Linked DNA regions of Homo sapiens: region 1 is linked to region 2. The links are chromatin contacts, found by Hi-C in ENCODE. All regions are on one chromosome and are shown on one strand. The core of a region is the stretch at or near the end of the contact, and the rest is flanking DNA. Distances in the headings are between cores, read along the strand shown. Region 1 overlaps MAP3K5 (mitogen-activated protein kinase kinase kinase 5). Region 2 has its middle 51 kb from the start of IL20RA.

The links. Hi-C counts contacts between places; a loop is a spot of excess contacts on that map. Pooled maps may share reads with other maps.
Region 1: a loop to region 2 is called in a map with no recorded cell type, with 7 times the contacts of the local background. The contact joins two enhancer-like sites. A Hi-C loop is called at or near these places in 23 of 37 single-sample maps with no recorded cell type and 5 of 50 pooled maps.

The regions. Positions count from the first base shown.
Region 1 is chr6:136,715,569-136,722,310 of GRCh38, reverse strand. It overlaps MAP3K5 (mitogen-activated protein kinase kinase kinase 5), which reads left to right. Exons shown (of 30, transcript NM_005923.4): 2 at 1,722-1,861. Among named protein-coding and RNA genes, the nearest start is that of MAP3K5-AS2, 65 kb to the left of the region's middle. Within about 2 kb of position 2,595, at least 5 of the 41 ENCODE cell types and tissues checked have a DNase peak (open chromatin) inside an H3K27ac peak, as active enhancers do.
Region 2 is chr6:137,092,792-137,099,053 of GRCh38, reverse strand. No RefSeq gene overlaps it. Among named protein-coding and RNA genes, the nearest start is that of IL20RA, 51 kb to the right of the region's middle. RefSeq lists enhancers at 1,020-1,189, 1,785-1,954, 2,868-3,007, 4,415-4,664, 4,685-4,734. Within about 2 kb of position 3,278, at least 4 of the 41 ENCODE cell types and tissues checked have a DNase peak (open chromatin) inside an H3K27ac peak, as active enhancers do.

The sequences.
Region 1 (6,742 bases), core at 1,346-3,845, 380 kb after region 2:
TATTAACATTTTCATTGTAATTATGAATGGCTTCTGTTTTATATTTCCTAAATGTTTATTGCAATTGCAAAGGAAGCTCTTTGTTTTCATAATAGTTTTGCATCTTGATGCCTTACTAAATTGTATTATTACTTCTAATAGCTATTCAGCTAAGTCTGTTGGGGTATTTGGTTGACATCCACAACATCTGCAAATAGAGATAATTATCTATTTTATTTTCTAGAATTATATCTTCTTACTTTCTAGAAATCTTATTGCAGTGGCTGGGATTTTCAGAAAGCCATTATATAGTAAGTTGTGGGAATAGATGACAGCCTTTATTTCTGATTTTCATGGGAATACCTAGATGCACAAAGTTGGAAGTTGTTATGAAACATATATTCTCTATGTTAAGGAAATGCCCTTATATTTTTAATTTGAAGTTATTATTTTTTAATTTAAAATTTTTATTCTTCTTAGAGCTAGGGGTCTTGCTCTGTTGCCCAGGCTGGCCTCAAACTCCTGGCCTCAGGTGATACTCTCAACTCAGCCTCCTGAGTAGCTGAGATTACAGGTGCGTGCCACTGTGCCCAGCTCAGCAATTATTTTTAATGAGAAATGGATTGAGAATTTTAATTAATGTACTTGGAGCATGTTCGAGATGCTGATGAGTTTTTTCCATTGAGCTATCCTTGCATTCTGCAAATAAATTTTAAACTCACGATCTAGGTCTTATAACACTTGGTACATTTTGTTAGTTTTTCTTTCATATTTTTGTTTATAGCCATAAAGGAGTTTTAGACTAATCTAAATTTCGTTTTTGTGACATTGTCAAATTTTGATATCAAATTTCTACTACCTTGTTACTGGTCATCTTTGAGCCTTGGATGGATTTGCATCTGTGGTTATATTCCCCTTTGTTATATTTTCTATACCTTTTTTCTCTCTTTTGTTCTTGATTATACTTACCAGGGACTTACTAGATATCAGTTATTTAACTCTAAAACCCAGTTCTGGATTAACTAATAAGCTTACCTATTTATTTTTTAAAAATCTCGTTTTATATATGTTACTGCTATTTTTTAATGAATCTGTTTTTTTTTTTTTAATTTCCTTATTTGGAACCTTAGTTAACGTGTTTTAATGTTGAAATTTATGAGAGAGCATTAGCCCCTGCTTCCCACCGTTGCAAATTCTCCTCGGTTTCCAGTAATCACATGATCTCCTTCTTCTTTAAAAAAAATGCAGGTTTGGGCCAGGCATGGTGGCTCACACCTGTAATCCCAGCATTTTGGAAAGCCGAGGCAGGAGGATTATTTGAGGCCGGGAGTTTGAGTTCAACCTGGGAAACATAGGAAGACCCTGTCTCTAAAAAAATTTTTTAATTAGCTGGGCGTGATGCCACATGCCTGTAGTCCCAGTTACTAGGGAGACTGAGGTGGGAGGATCATTTGAGCCTAGGAGTTCAAGGCTGCAGTCAGCCATGATCATGTCACTGTACTCCAGTCTGGGTGACAGAGCAAGACCTTGTCTCTTAAAAACAGAAAAAGGAGGTTTGTTACATTTTATAAAACCACTTCCAGGTAGAGCTGCAAATTCAAAATTCAGTGATAAATGAAGAGAGAAAATCCCTATCGTTTCCTTATTTCCTCTTTTGAATACTAAGATAATTCAAACCAAAATGTGCTGATTGGGCATTATTTGGGTGTCATTCTTTGGGGGACTTTGTTTTCTGTTTGCAGATATTGCGGTGGTGGAGATGAGCGATGCCTTCCGGCAGCCGTCCTTGTTTTACCACCTTGGGGTGAGAGAAAGTTTCAGCATGGCCAACAACATCATCCTCTACTGTGATACTAACTCGGACTCTCTGCAGTCACTGAAGGTACCTCCCTTGTTTACTGAATGTTTCATTTTAACATCAGCATTTCAGGGATACCGGTTTGTCATCCAAACATTTTAAGTAGCTTTTATTTGTGAAAGACTTTTATATGTTTGGTTAGTATGCATCAATTACTTGTCAAATTGGGAGGTTTATCGAGAATTCACTGTAGAAATTTGATGACACGAGTAGGAAAAAAGTTCACACTGAGTTCTGAGTTTCAGTCATGGTTGTAGCGGAGGAGACTGTGTTAATAGGAAGTCATTAGCGCCGACGTGGAGAAGGGAGATTGCATAAGGTATGGTCAAGCCTCCATGCTTTGTCACTTTTGGGAGCTTCATGGTGCCCACCAGTCTCCCAACTAAAAGTACACTTCCTACTTGAAAGTGCTCTGAGAAATTCTGAGTATACCCAAATAGTTGCCTTCCTCTTTCACTAGGGTATGATTTAAACTAAGATGGGAGAAAAGGAGGAGAAACTTACTATGTTTGTCTACAAAATTCAACCTGTCTCGATGTCATTCTCTCCAGTAATAGGAGCTTACTGCTATAAAGGCATTTCCTCCATCCAAAGAAGTTTGCCTAAAATGCTTTTTGCAAGGCCAAGTGATTTTACACTGTGTGATTCTTTGAAAAGCATCCCACAGTTCAGTGAATCGCATGCTGAGCTTGCCATCATCCATTTCCTTTGTGAAACTTCCAGCTAGCTTCATGTGGCTTTTTCTCAGCTCTGTCTTCCAGTTCCCAAATCTGAGCCAACCTTGGGACATTGAGCTCTAGAATCCTTAACCATATTACTAATGACTTAGCAATTGTTATATGAGTATCTCTAACCCATATTTCATGCAAAAAAGTCAGTAGTATTTTGCATTCTGAGTATTTAAAGCATGTGTGGCTTTCTTTGAGAAATCTGCAGAACTTCATTGAGCAAACATACCTACTACATGCCAGGCATTGTGCTGGTGATTGACAGGTATATCCCTTTCCAGAATACTCTGAAACAGTTCTAAGAGATTTGCCCCTACTTGTCCTAAGTCTGTTTTTTTATCCTAGAGCAATCCTTTACCTGGAGCAATCCTTAAGCCCCTCCTTAATTTTCCTCCAGATTTACCCCTTTAATTAGTACATCATAAAATGTTGTAACTCATTTTTAATTAGACATTTTGATTTGCTGCTATTTGCAACCCATATTAGCATTTGATGAAGGAATTATTTTATTTAGCTCTTTTCATTTTTCTTTGGGTTAAGTTTATGTATGTATGTATTTATTTATTTATTTAGACAGGATCTCGCTCTCTCACCCAGGCTGGAATGCAGTGTCGTGATCACAGCTCACTGCAGCCATGACCTCCTGCGTTCAAGTGATCCTCCCTCCTCAGCCTCCTGAGTAGCTGGGACTACAGATGCATGCTACCTCACCCAGCTAATTTTTCTCTTTTTTGTAGAGATGGGGTTTTGCCATGTTGCCCAGGCTGGTCTTGAACTCCTGGGTTCAAGCGATTCTCCCACCTTGGCCTCCCAAAGGGTTGGGATTATAGGTGTGAGCTGCCACACCTAGATCACCTAGATAGATTAAGTTTATTTAAGCAGGCCCTATTATGTTGGAGATTTTTTACTTTCTACATTTTTTTGCTCTTGCTCCTGCTAGTATCTGGTGGTTTAATTTTGTGCCCATTCTTTCCTAGGGAAGTATTTTTAAATGAAGCAAACTTACATTTGAGAGAAAGAGATAAAGCTAATCTTACCACACATATGTCCGGGACAAATAAACTGGCTTATTGTTTTAAGCTAGCCTTTGTCTAGGAGTGTTATTGGCATTTGATTGAAGTAGTTCCTTAAAAAGGCTAATGATGTCTAAACTGTGCTCATTTATCTTGTACATATTATCTGCTTCTTATTGAGTATTCACTATGTGCTAGGTACCAAGTGCTTTATCTGCATACATTTTCAAATTCTTAAAGGAGAGGCTGGGTGTGGTAATCCCAGCACTTTGCGGAGCTGAGGCAGTTGGATCACTTGAGGCCAGGAGTTCAAGACCAGCCTGGCCAACGTGGTGAAACCTTGTCTCTACTAAATACAAAAATTAGCCAGGTGTGGCAGCACATGCCTGTAATCCCAGCTACTTGGGAGGCATGAGAATCTCTTGAACCCAGGAGGCAGAGGTTGCAGTAAGCTGAGATCACACCACTGCACTCCAGCCTGGGCGACACAGCAAGACCCTGTCTCAAAAAAATCACAAAACAAAGAATAATAATAATAATAATTCTTAAAAGAGCTCTGTAAGATGTATTTTCTATTAGCATTTTTTTAGTATCACAAACCGAAGCTCAAAGAAATTCAATCATTTGCCTAAGGTGATATAGCTAGGAAAATTTGGGATTACGACTGCCTGACTCCAAAGCCTGTTGCCCTTGACTGCTAAGCATTATTGTTAGTTACTTCTAGTTAAAATTATATCATATATTCCTGCTGAGTGTGTTCATTTAGAAAAGCCTATCAGCTATGCCTCCTGAGTTTTCCTAGGTAACATCCTTCTTTTTTTCTTTTCCCTTCTCCTTTCTATTAACTTAAACTTTTGCTGTTTTCTTATTTAGACTATTCCTAGCCTGGTAGGTCATGTGTCTGGTTGCAGAGGACAGAAATATCTGGGATAGGAAGCATATTTGGCAGTCTAGCAATTTCCTCTGAGTCCTGAAAGTTCCTCAGGTCCTATGCTACCGAAAAGAGTTGGTGTGTGTGTGTATTTTTAGTTTTATTCATTTCTGGTCAATTAGTTAAAGATGTAACCCTTATTCCTGCCATTGACCAACAGATAGGAAAACTGCCATGAAAGAAGCAGAACAAGAGATATTTAAAATAATATATCATGTAAGGATTAGCCAAGTGAAATAAAAACAAAGCATTTCTCTGTTTTCACAGGGCAAAGACAGTTTTAGAATGCTATTCTTGTCATATGTTTAGTTTCACTTAGGTTGATTCTTTGGCCATCTAGAAAGTACAGCTGCACAAGTTTTATTTTAATCTGCTGCTCTTTGTTGAAGACTGCAGTTTCTCTTTGGTGGCAAATTCTCAGGAAGAAATCGTAGAAAAAAATTTTTTTTTGTTTTAATTTAAGCTCCTGGAAAAGTAATGGGAGCTATGAAAGTACTTTAAAAATCTATGTCTGAAGTATCATTTGAAAGGATATTTAGAATCTAGTCATAGCATTTAATTGTAATAAGATTTATATCCATTGTTTTAAATCACAAGTACTATTTTGTTGTACTAAGAATGAAAAATTTTAGTATTTTTTTCAAGAGAAGATGATCATTACACTTTGAGAGAAGGAAGTTGATTTTTTCTTTTTTTTTTTGCTTTTTTAGTGCAATGGAGCAATCTCAGCTCACTGCAACCTCCGCCTCCAGAGTAGCTGGGATTATAGGCACGTGCCACCATGCCTGGCTAATTTTTATATTTTTAGTAGAGATGGGGTTTCACCATGTTGGCCAGGCTGGTCTTGAACTCCTGACCTCAAGTAATCTGCCCACCTCGGCCCCCCAAAGTGCTGGGATCACAGGCGTGAGCCACTGTGCCTGGCCAATTCTTTTTATTTTCTTTAGCATTGTAACAACACTTTTATTTTTTACAATTTTCTTTAAGTCTCATGAGAATTTCTCTCGTGCCTACTAATGTTTATTGAGAGAATATCTGTGCCAATATTTACATTGGTTTAAAATAAGAAATGCTAGTAACAATTATTTTCTGATTTATTTCATGCATTATGAAATGATCATACTTCCACTTGGGGTCTCTCAGTAAGTGGTGAGTAAGTCTGGACACTCCTGGTCAATGAGCTGTGGTGCAGATGCATTAAACACCTCTGATGACTTAGGAGAAATGAACCTGTTTTGTGTAGAGTGAGGAAGTTGTTTTAATGAACCATCTCTTATCACTAGAAATTCCTTTATAACACCAGCTCTCAGCTTATCTTCTTGTGATCCTTTCCTCCACTCCCTTCCTCAGCTCCTCTATGTTCTGGGCCACTCCCCACTCACTTTAAACAATGCTACTTTTAAAGGAAGCAAAACAACAGGATGAAACATGACTGCACGTGCCAGATAGTTGAGAATTAAAAGCTCTTATACTACAGATGGCCAGATTGTGGAGAGTGGGAAACCTACACACTGCTGGTGGGAGAGATACTACCTTCTGAAGCGCAATTTGGGAATATTTAATAATATCAAATGAGCATATCACCAAGACTTAGTCATTCCAACCCTAAATGTATACTGTAAAAAAAGTCTCTTGCATGCATAAGGAGATATAATCAAGAATGTTTATGTTAACATGTTTATAATAGCTCCTCCTCCCAAGGAAATGGAGAATTAATAGATACCTTCAGCTGTAATTTTTTTTTTTTTTTTTTTTTTTTTTTTTTTTTTTTTTTGAGACGATCTTGCTTTGTCACCCGGGCTGGAGTGCAGTGGTGCTATCCCGGCTCACTGCAACCTCCACCTCCTGGGTTCAAGCAATTCTCCTGTCTCAGCCTCCCTAGTAGCTGGGATTACAGGCTCCCGCCACCACGCCCAGCTGATTTTTGTATTTTAGTAGAGACGGGGTTTCGCCATGTTGGCCAGGCTGATATCAAACTCCTGATCTCAAGCAATCCGCCCCCGTTGGCCTCCCAAAGTGCTGGGATTACAGGTGTGAACCACCATGCCCAGCCAGCTATAATCATTTAATGGAATATTATAGAGCACTTAAAACAAATCAGTTAGTGCTTCAGACGTCAATATCAATATATCTCAAAACAACAGTGTTGGGGTAAAAAAATTACTTGTGTACAGTATCATACCATCTATATAAAATATTGTCAGTGCAAGAGGATGCTTTTATACACACTTGT
Region 2 (6,262 bases), core at 2,029-4,528:
GAAAAAAGACTAATAGACTTTATAACCCCATAAAGCTGTAAATTTTATGAGTCTTAAAATTTAGCATAAACCAAATTAAAAGACAAAAAGAGAGGTGTAAAGTTTTTTGCAACAGTTAATGAATAAAAAGTTAATATTCTTAGCATATGAAGAACTCTTATAGATCAATAAGAAAAACATGAAAACAATAAATAAATAGGAAAAAGACATAAGCAGTTTTATAAAGGGAAATACAAATTTTGGTAATTTTTTATTGTTCAATTAATTAGTAATTTTAAAACTTAAAGCAAAATACTATTCACACCTATCAACAGAAAAGGGATTAAATTATAATACTCATTTTGCAACACAAACAAAAAGTAGAAAAAATCTTAAGGCTCTTCAACTATTGGGAAATGGGAAGGTACATAGCTATGTCCTTTAAGCTGTTAGGTTCTCATTAAAAATCATTCTTGGCGGCTGGGTGCGGTGGCTCACACCTGTAATCCCAGCACTTTGGGAGGCCGAGGTGGGTGGATCACCTGAGGTCAGGAATTCGAGACCAGCCTGGCCAACATGGTGAAACCCTATCTCTACTAAAAATACAAAAAATTAGCTGGGCATGGTGGCACGCGCCTGTAGTCCCAGTTACTCGGGAGGCTGAGGCAGGAGAATCGCTTGAACCAGGGAGGCAGAGGTTGCAGTGAGCCAAGATTGCGCCACTGCACTCCACCCTGGGTGACAGAGCGAGACTGTGTCTCAAAAACAAAAAAACAAAAAAAAAAAAACATCATTCTTGGCCAGGTGCAGTGGCTCAGGCCTGTAATCCTAGCACTTTGGGAAGCCAAGGCAGGAGGATAGCTTGAAGCCAGGAGTCCCAGACCACCCTAGGGGACATAGCAATACCCCTACAAAAAAATTTTTTTAACTAGCTAGGCATGATGGCACACACCTGTAGTCCTAGCTACTCAGTAGGCTGAGACAGGAGGATCACCTGAGCCTAGAAGTTGGAGGCTGCATTGAGCTATGATCGTGCCACTGCACTCCAGCCTGGGCAACAGAGTGAGATCCCGTCTCAAAAAAAAAAGTCCCTTTTATGAGAGTTTCAAATAACAGAGGAAGGAGGAATAAATTCACATTTCTGTGGCCTAATTCATGAAGTGCCTTTTCCATATAGATTTGATCTGTTTGAAATGACAAGTCTATATCAAGCTTTCTAGTCAGTGTCTGGCAAATGGAAATTTTTTCAAGAATCTTAGCTATTATTGTAATTCTTATATAGTCTTTGAAACAACTCTGTAAAGTTGCCGTTGTTTTTCCCATTTCATCAGAGTGAGCCAAAGTTCAGAAAGTTCAAGCCCAAGGACATCTACCTGAGCTGCTGTGGTGAAGCCACGCAGTCCATGTTCTTCCCAGCCACATTTTGCTGCCAAAGGCTAAATAATTCAGCAAGATTCATCACAAAATTCAACAATATGCCCCATGAAAAATCTGTCTTCGACTGTTTGGAGGGTGGGCATTTTGTCCTTTAGGACAGATATTGAAAGAGGCTTCTGGATATCACTCTGATATGAAGCGGCTATTTTAGGATTTCAGGATGATTTCTTATAAGAAAGAGCTGGTATACTAACAGTAATTAATCTTTTACTTGCCAGAGGGAAAGAAATACTTTACAATGTCTTCATTATTTTTTCCTATTTCAGAGTTTTCCAATGTCTGAAGGCAAATATGCCTATCAATTGCAAATCACAAATTCTCAACCTGGACTCTGAGGCATGGTATTGAGTAGAATGCTATAAATATGACCCAGCTGTTAACTTTGCATGTTACAAACAGAGATGTTTCATAATGGCTCATCAAGTGACTTATAAACATCAATGATGCAAGACAGAATAACTTGTTTTTTTCTACTATACCATGATGTTAAATACATCTTCTGTATTAGATTTTGTTACCTACATTCTCCCTTTGTTTATTTTTGAAAAATAAAATCCTTTTTATGGTACTCCAGACATACATTTGCATATCAGAGAGTTGGTAAAAAGAAAAAAAGAGAGAGTTATTTGGTATAAAAAGGAGTCATTAAAGACTTTAACATCAATTTGGAAAATTCAAGAATTAAGGCAGAAGACTATCATGCAAAAAGCAGTAAGTTCAAAGTAAGAGTTTAAAAAAGCAAGGGAGATTGTGGGAAATGAGCTGCCACCTTTTTTTCCCAGATTTTTATCTCATTTTAACTTTCTTTTAGGTACAATGGATGCAGACATGTCTGTAAACATTACTAATTTGAAATTACTCCTCTTGAATTTGAAGCGTATTATTTGATGGAATACTGTAAATGTGCTCACAGATGTTTCCTCACATGCTTCAAAACATAGGTGTCCCAACATGGTCAGCCAAGTGGCTTTTAAATATTGATGATGCAAGAAAAATTACCATGTTTTTATATAATTGGGCACCATTGAGGTTTTGCAAGGCTTCAGATTTTACTGGTAATAAAAGCTATAAATTGAGTCTTCCCTTACTACCAATCTCTTCATCTCAGACCTGCCCCAAAACCCTACTTGTCTGACATAATAAACAGTTGAACCCCAGCATAATTAACCAATTTTATAAGATGGTTTTATGATCAACCTAGAATATAGATGATACAAATGTCTTCCCATGTTACAGGGTGGCAAGCCGATTTTCATCAGACATTTATGAGGAGATCATTTTCTCTGACCACTTCATTCCCAAGGCCAGGGCTGATGGGAGGTAGGGTAGGTGGTGAGGGAGACAGTGAGGAAATGGAAGTTCTATCACCAAGAAAATTTCCTGGTGAGTGTGATATCAGGCAGTGAGAGAGTTTGAGAAGCAAAGAGCAGTGGTTTGCTTTTATTTTTTGGTTTTTGTTTTGTGGTGGTGGTGTGGGGTTTGTTTTTAGTGACAGGCTTTAAATCACAAAGAAACATTTCAAAAGTAAATGACATTTAACTTGAATAACTGGACAAATGATTCTTCTAACATCATCTGAAGAGAAGCTATTTACCTTCTGATGCATTGGTGAGGGGCCATATGGTGTTGTTATGCCATTTATGCATAGGAATTCCTGTTTTCATACTGAAGTATGTACACACACACATATATACAGTGTTAGTTCTACTGCTCTCTCATCAGTGGATTTCAGAGATATTTCCATTTAGTCTCATTGAAGGTCTGGTGTGGGAGGATATGAGAGAGGAAGTCACTGGGCCCATGGGAAACTGAGTTTGGGTGCAACCTCTGAAGCCAGAAGAAGGGGAAGCCACCAGTAACCTAGTTATCTCATCCAGGCAACCAGTGATGATTTACATGCACAGCTGTCCTCAGACAGCCCTGCTGCATGGCTGACAATTACAGGATGGTTGAAACCCTGCTCTCTGTGTCTAGTAAATATTATTTCTATTGTCATGTCAAAACACTAGGCCTTTTTTCAATTATTCAGCTTTTCTTTTACAATCATCGATTGTACTGTGGAAAAAACCTCAGGAGAAAACTCTATTATATACCAGCCAGAATCCTTTAACGAGTAATTTTGCACATTTACCATAAACTTAAACTTGAATCTTACACTCTTCAGTGTTTTGGGTTGCAAACAACAGTAGATTTTCTGGCTAACCTGAATTTGTTAGAAGGATATAAATAAGCTCCCAGCGTTGTTGGGAAAACTCAGCATACTTAGGCAGAAACGAAGGTAGGCAAAGCCCCGCCAACATCCTGCAGGGACCTGCTGATCCCGGGTGCTTGCTATTACGCCACTAGCCTACACCTGACATCACAAATAATATGCAAGTGGCTGAGCCTTTGAGATGCCCAGCCACGCTTTGGTCACATGACCATGCTCCAGCAGCCAGGGGTCAAAGAGTCGAAGAAAGATCGTCCCCCTTTGACTTCCATTGCGGCGAGGGACAAGCCCTGTCCCTCACCCATCTTCAGATTCTCCCCAAACAGGAAGGATACTGGGCATCCAGAAGCACAAAATGTTTAGGGCTTGGTGGTCGGTGCTTTAACTACATTTCCTCACTTAATTATGACAACAGCCGCGTCACTCCTGTCTTAAAGATGAGAAATCAAGGCTCGAAAAAGACAAGCAATTGCCCATCATGGTGAGATCTAAGATATTGAAGCCCCATTGCACACATCACAGAAATCTTACATTATGATTAATCTCACTCAAATGTTAGGTGTCTTTGAGTGTATTTCCTTAGAAAAGTTGTGATCTGAATGTGGTAACACTCTTGACCAAAACACAGGTTTCATTAAAAAACAAAACAAAACCATTTCTTCAAACACAGCCGTGTCATAATAAGAGTCTTTAAGAATAAGTTAGTGCCTGTCTATTCCATATTACAAGCTGAAAGCATAATTTCTTTAAGCTTAGCTGTCAATTTATCTGAAAATATGGAAGGAATAACATATTCTTAGTTTACAACAAGGAATTTATGGCTTAAAGATGCTTAGAGGGGACTGTTTTTTTGCTTCTGCGTAGAACCACAGCACGCTACTGACCTCCTGTGGCCATATTTCAAGGTACTGTCTTCTATTTAAAAGGAGCTTCTTCAAAGAGAACAGCAATTGCAGGAGAGGTCCCCCGGGTGTTTGATCCTGATGTGTCATCATTGAGAAACTAGTTGTTGTTCTACTCAAATGTGGAATTACTGAGCCAGTAAGTCCAACTGTGCTCTGCCCAAAAGCTACAGTCTTGTTCCTAATAATTTGCCCAAGTCTTTGCCCACAACATAACTTCTATATTTTTAAAAAATATTCACTGAGCACCTATTGGGTTTGGGGCATCTGACAAACACTTTACCTTGTCTCATTTAATCAATGCAACAACTATATTATTGCCATTTTATAGAGAAATTGAAGTTCAAGGAAGATCAGTAATTTTTCCCAAAATCAGAGGCACAAAATGGGATTTTGATCAAAGGATTCAATCCCCTTCCCCATCTTCAAGGTCTGTAATATGGTTTGGATACATGTCTCCACCCAAATCCCATGTCAAATTGTAATCCCCAGTGTTGGAAGTGGGGCCTGGTGACAGATGATTGGACAATTGGAGCGATTTCTTGTCAGTAGTTTCGCAGCATCCCCTTGGTGCTGTTCTCATGATAGTGAGTGAGTTCTCATGAGATCTGGTCATTTAAAAGTGTGCAGCACCTCCCCACTTCCTCTCTCTTGCTGCTGCTCCAGCCATGTAAGACTCCTGCTCTCCCTTTGCCTTTTACCACAATTGGAAGCTTCCTGAGGCCTCCCCAGAAGCAAAAGCCACCATGCTTTCTGCACAGCCTTGCAGAACCATGAGCCAATTAAACCTCTTTTCTTTATAAATTGCCCAGTTTCAGATAGTTCTTGATAGTAGTGCAAGCACAGACTAAAACAGTCTTCTAACATCACCCATGAAGGCTTCCGTGACTGCTTGGCACACAGAGATATCACCTCCTCAGGACTTTAGTACTTGGCTCATACTCCTTTATATTATTATTTTTATACGTGTAGTAAAAACCTTGGTCAAAGGTCAGATGGGAGGGGTGTTAGTGTGTAAATCTAGAACAAAAAATTCTCCCAGGGTCAAAATCTGCACATGTAGTTGTGAAAAATAATGATGGCTCACATTTACCAGCTGCTAGCTGTGAGCCAGAGATGTCTCGATGTGCTTAACATGTTCTAAATGACTGAGCATGTGGCTTCAAGGCTTAGCTGGTTACAGCGGTTGTCTAGGAAATGACTGAATCTTTTTTACACCAACTCTGCAATGTGGATGTTACTAATATCCCTGGTTTATAGATGAGAAGACTGAGATGTTAAATCTGTTGTTTTCAAAGGTTGAATTGTGTCTCCACAAAATTCATATGTTAAAGTTCTAACTCCCAGTACCCCAAATGCGGCCTTATTCAAAAATATGATGGTTGCAGATGTAATTAGTTAAGATGGGGTCTTATTGGAGTAGAGTGGGCCCTTAATCCAATATGACTGGTGTCCTTCAAAAAGAATGCTATGTGAAAACACAGACACACACACACAGTGATTATACCATGTAATGGCCAGACACGGTAGCTCATGCCTGTAATCCCAGCACTTTGGGAAGCCGAGCCAGGCAGATCACTTGAGGTCAGGAGTTTGAGACCAGCCCCACTAACATGGTGAAATGCTGTCTCTACTAAAAATACAAAAATTATCCGGGCATGGTGGTGGGTGCCTATAATCCCAGCTACTCGGGAGGCTGAGGCAGGAGAATCGCTTGTACCCGGGAGGCAGAAGT